Linked DNA regions of Homo sapiens: region 2 is linked to region 1. Evidence: read pairs that join two places in POLR2A ChIA-PET (ENCODE). Cell type or tissue: PC-9. All regions are shown on one strand.

Region 1 (2,500 bases):
TTATAAGGTGGGCCTGGGCAGACAAAGGAGAGGGCACGTGCACGAAAGCGCACTGGAGGCACGAACAGTCAGCATGGGGTAAATGGGGCGCCCTGCCTGGCATGTGGGAAGGGTCCAGCCAACTAAGATGCCCACTTGTTTGGGAGGAGCGTGCCCTGGATCTGCCCCTGCCTTTTCCCTGGGTAGGCCAGTGATATGATGCCTTCTTTGCTTTGTCCTGAGCGTTCCCCATAGGGTGGGCGCAGGCAGGCTAACTGTCCCCACTCCCCTCCTCCACTGCCATTATCAGCTGTGTCCAGATGGTCACAGGCTCCCTAATCTGGGATAATCGGCGGGTCGGAGCTCAGCTGGGACCCGGGCCTTTACTCCTGCCATGATGGGCCGGCCCCAGCTGGAGAGACCCTGTAGACAGGGCCCTGGGGCTTTGGAAGATGGGGTGGGATGTGGGGCTGGCTCTGTGCTGAAGGGAGATGCAAGGAGCAGATGATCGCTCTTCTTCCAAAGGCAATCTGAGTACAAATGAGGGGGAGCCTGCAGCTGGGGCCTGGCCAGCTCCTCCAGGCCTCACAGCGATATGCACAGAGCCTCGCAGAATCTGTCTATGGTGTCTTTTGTTCCCTTTCTCTCCCTCTCTGAGCTCACCCCTCCCTACCCAGCAGTTTGTTGCTGCCCCTAGAGCCCCAGGCTTATAATGACATCAGGGGCTTGTGCCCCCATTGACGTTGGACACCTGACAGATTCAGGTGCAGAGCCAGGGTGACTGGCTTCTCAGAGGCCCATGGCTACGGTGCCCCCACCCTGGGCCTGCAGTTTGCTGTGAGCCTCCACTCCGTAGTTGTTCAGGGATCCATAACTGTTTTTGTTTTGTTTCAGCCTCTTCCATGAGTGGGGAGCCCGCTGCTTGTCTCCAGCTCCTAGCAGTGAGTCCTGATAATCTCAAATTTAAGGACAGTAACTTTGTCTGGGATGAGTGTGGGAAAGGATGTGTTTGGGAACAGACGCGAGCCTGCAGAGGTGTTTGTAACCATCTCTTTCTAAGTGGTGGGAAGCAGACATTTTATTCTTTAACTGTTAATATATATAGTGTGTGTTTTTTATGCATGAAATATTTTATAGTTTTTAAAAATGCCCACACTACTATTTTGAAAGTAAATGAGGTAATGTATGTGTCAGAACCCAATACCCAAAGCGATCGTAGTAAGAGGTGGGGCCTTTGGGAAGGCATTAAATTGCTTAGGGAATGAGGGTGGAACCCTCATGAATGAGATTAGAGCCTTATAGGAGAGGTTGGAGGGAGTTGCCTGGCCTCCCTCTCCCATGTGAAGACTCAGCAAGAAAACATTATTTAGGAAGCAGAGAGCCCTCATCAAACACCAGATCTGCTGGCCACCTGATCTGGCACTTTCCAGCCTTCAGAACTGTGAGAAATAAATTTCTGTTGTCTATAAATCACCCAGTCTAAGGTGTTTTGTGATAGTAGCCCAGACAGACTGCAATGGTATAAAAGTGCTTCATCAAGAGTAAACACAGGGAGCAAATATTAGACATTCCATCTCCAGGCAGGGCAGACTGCAGCTGGAACACAGACCCAACAAGATTTTATTTATACAAGAAAAGGGACCATTAAGTTAAGGGCTGTTTGCGTGGAGGTGCCATGAGGGAGCAGAGTGTGCATCTGAGCTCCGCCTGCCTCTCCGCCTCCTGGCTCAGGCTGTCCAAATCTGAATCACCTGCCCAAGCTCTGGATGATGGTGACACAGCCGTGGGAGCTGGTGCAGCGCTGCAGGGATGGCTGGACCTCCACCTGCCCACTGCTGGGGTCAAAGGTGAAGACCTTATCGGTGCTTTCTCCGCGATCATCCCGCCCGCCAAGGATGTGGACCTTCCCGTCACACACAGTGACTCCACAGCTTTCCTGGGTGGACAAACAGAAAGACAACTATCAGGTCCAGCCTGGGGCTTCCTCTGTCCCTGCCTGGCCAGGCCAGATAATAGAACCTTGACCCACAGACTGTGAACAGGCAATCTGGACTGTAGAGAGGCAGGAAACTGGATGGACCTGAGTTCCAGCTCTAGCTTGACCCTTATTCAGTGAATGGCGTTAGGCAAGTCACTTAACCTCTCTGGACCTCAGTTTCCTCATCGGCAAAGGGAGAAGAACTAAAGTGCCTTCTTCACAGGGTTCCCTTAACAGTTAATGGAAGTTAAGCATATAAAGCATTTTACATAGAGCCTGGAATGTGGTAAGCACACCAATAACAATAATCTCGACTGCCGCCATCTTAGAATCTCAGACTCAAGCCAGAAATCTCACCTCTAAGGTCACCAAAGGTCAGAACTGGCAGAGACCTCCAGTCCAACCATATCTGTGTAGTCTCTGGAGTTTCAGGGGATGGAGAAGAAGGTAGGGGAGGCAGGGAATTGCAGGGGCCAGAGCTTCCAGGACTTGGGCCTCCCTGCTCTGATATCACTAGAGCAGACCTTAGCAACTCCCTTCCCC
Region 2 (2,500 bases), 1.3 Mb before region 1:
GGGCCTGTAGAACAGACAAATAATGAAAACTGAATAAACAGAAAGTACACATTTAAACTGTTATTTTTTTAAGTAAATAATGAGTGGTATACCTGTGAAATGCAGTTACATATTAAGATTAAAAGCTTTAGGGTGTCAAAGTCTCTTATCAATGGTAAAATTTATAAAAGAATGTTTAGTGAATGCAGCAGAATTTGGGTGTAATAGCATGATTTGCATGTACACATCTAACCAAAATTAGTTATTCAGCATGTTAGTGGTATGGCTACAAACTTAAAAGGTGAATTGAGTGAAAATGTTAAATAATTTGTGGCATTCTTCTTTGTAGTTGATGAGAACACAGATTAAAAATAACTTTCCAAGAGTTGTATCCATTTAAAGTATCAATGAGAACTTTTATGTAAGGGAAAAATTTTTGGATGTGATGCTCATGACAAACATATCCAAGGAAATACAGCTCTCTGAACTGAAAAAAGTTTTGAAAACTTTATTAAAGACTGATGACAAAGGATGATGATCCTGAAATGGTCTTTGTTGACAATAAACTTGTTTCAAGATCTAAATCCAAGGTGGCAACACTTTGCAAAGACAGATAACCATAAAGCTATTTACTGTCTTATTTACTTTGTCTACAAGGCTAAAAGTCAAACCACACACACACACACACACACACACACACACACACACAATTAACATATGAATTAAATTCCTGCCAGGCGCGGTGGCTCACGTCTGTAATCCCAGCACTTTGGGAGGCCGAGGTGGGCAGATCACTTGAGGTCAGGAGCTCGAGACCAGCCTGGCCAACATGGTGAAACTCTGCCTCTGCTAAAAATACAAAAATTAGATGGGCGTGGTGACAGACGCCTGTAATCCCAGCTACTTGGGAGGCTGAGGCAGGAGAATTGCTTGAACCTGGGGCGGAGGTTGCAGTGAGCCGAGATCGTGCCACTGCGCTCCAGCCTGGATGACAGAGTAAGACTCTGTCTCAAAAAATAAAATAAAATAAAATAAAATAAAATGAAATAAAAAAAATTCCCTTGGTCAATATTTTGCTTGCTAACTGGAAAGCAGGCCAGGCACAGTGGTTCACACAAATAATTCCAGCATTTTGAGAGGCAGAGACAGGAGGATTGCTTAAGCCCAGAGTTCAAGACCAGCTTGGGCAACATCTCAAGGCCTTGTCTCTACAAAAAAATACAAAAATTAGCCAGGTGTCGTGGTGTGCACCTGTTAGTCCCAGCTACTAGGAAGGCTGTCGTGGGAGGATCACTTGAGCCCAGGAGGTCAAGGCTGCAGTGAGTCATGATCTAACCACTGCATTCCAGCTTGGGCAACAGAGCAAGACCCCGTCTTAAATAACAACAGCAACGACCACAACAACGACAACACCCCTGAAAAACTGGATAAGCAGTATGTAGCCTATCATTAGTACATGGATATTAGGTGACTTAGTATGAGTTATGGTGCTAAAAAATGTTTTTGAGCTTGAGTTTAAAGAAGTCTCCTGGTTTATGTTGTCCAAGGACAAATCCCAGCCTCAGATCACTAGCACAGACTGGTCAAATACAGGGCCATTTTAACTGACATTACTGCCTATGTAAAAAATCTGATGGCTTATCTGCAAGGGCATTAACAAGGAACCATATTTCATTCAATTTACTCATTACTTGATGACTGTATCTCTGGAAAGTTTTATTGGCAAGGAACTATCTGTCCTACTTTTTTGTATTTTTCCATGCTGAAACAGGATTTCCAGAAATGAAACTGATGGCATGAAATACATTCCTAAAATTGTAGAGCTAAAGACTGATAACCCAAAAAGATTTTTTTTGGTTTCAAGCTTTATGAAAACTAACACTATTCAACTTACCTTTCTCAATTTATACTGGAAGTGTAACATATGGAGGTTAATAAAGTACAGTACAATATTTAGGATTAACTGTGATGTTGAAATCTTAAATTTTACAAATGTCTTAAATTTTACAAATTTTACAAATGTCTTAAATTTTACAAATTTTACAAATGTCTAACTATCAAAACTATTTTGCCAAGATTCTACCTTTGTTTGGAAATACTCATGTTTGTGAATGGTTAAGATCTGTTATGAAACTGAATAAAAACTAAATCTTATAATTAAAGGGTTTAAAAATGAATGATGTAATGCCCATCATATATTTAATACTTGGTACTAACTTAGCATAGAAGTAAATGTATCACATTTCTAGCCAGATCAAATGAATGATTTCAAAAGAAAAAAGCTATAGTTAAGTATTCCTGTTTCCCAATTTCAAACTTAAAATAATCGTATGTTTATGTGTATATATACATAAATATCTTATATATGTATATATACACACATATACCTTATATGTGTGTATATAAGATATATGTGTGTATATTTATATATGTGTATATATTATGTTACATGCTTATATAATAGCATAAGTTTGATACTTTTGATACTTTTCAAAAGTCTGAATATATTTTTGGCAGTTGA

Evidence for each region. ChIA-PET counts read pairs that join two places held together with the same protein. Peaks named below come from ENCODE experiments on the same cell type or tissue, not always from the same donor. Only the 100,000 strongest peaks of a DNase experiment are listed, where the experiment ranks them.
Region 2: POLR2A ChIA-PET joins it to region 1 with 19 read pairs; 1 of 35 experiments calls an interaction of 5 or more read pairs at or near these places.

The regions. Positions count from the first base shown.
Region 1 is chr11:75,420,854-75,423,353 of GRCh38, forward strand. KLHL35 (kelch like family member 35) reads right to left here. Exons shown (of 7, transcript NM_001039548.3): 7 at 1,541-1,915. The coding sequence ends at 1,727. It also overlaps a transcript of RPS3 not described here. Among named protein-coding and RNA genes, the nearest start is that of KLHL35, 11 kb to the right of the region's middle. In PC-9, no CTCF peak of the experiment used is centred here; a DNase peak (open chromatin) is centred at 1,538; H3K27ac peaks cover 1,306 bases.
Region 2 is chr11:74,146,061-74,148,560 of GRCh38, forward strand. The region is part of intron 3 of C2CD3 (C2 domain containing 3 centriole elongation regulator); the gene reads right to left. Among named protein-coding and RNA genes, the nearest start is that of C2CD3, 24 kb to the right of the region's middle. In PC-9, no CTCF peak of the experiment used is centred here; a DNase peak (open chromatin) is centred at 1,401; H3K27ac peaks cover 1,036 bases.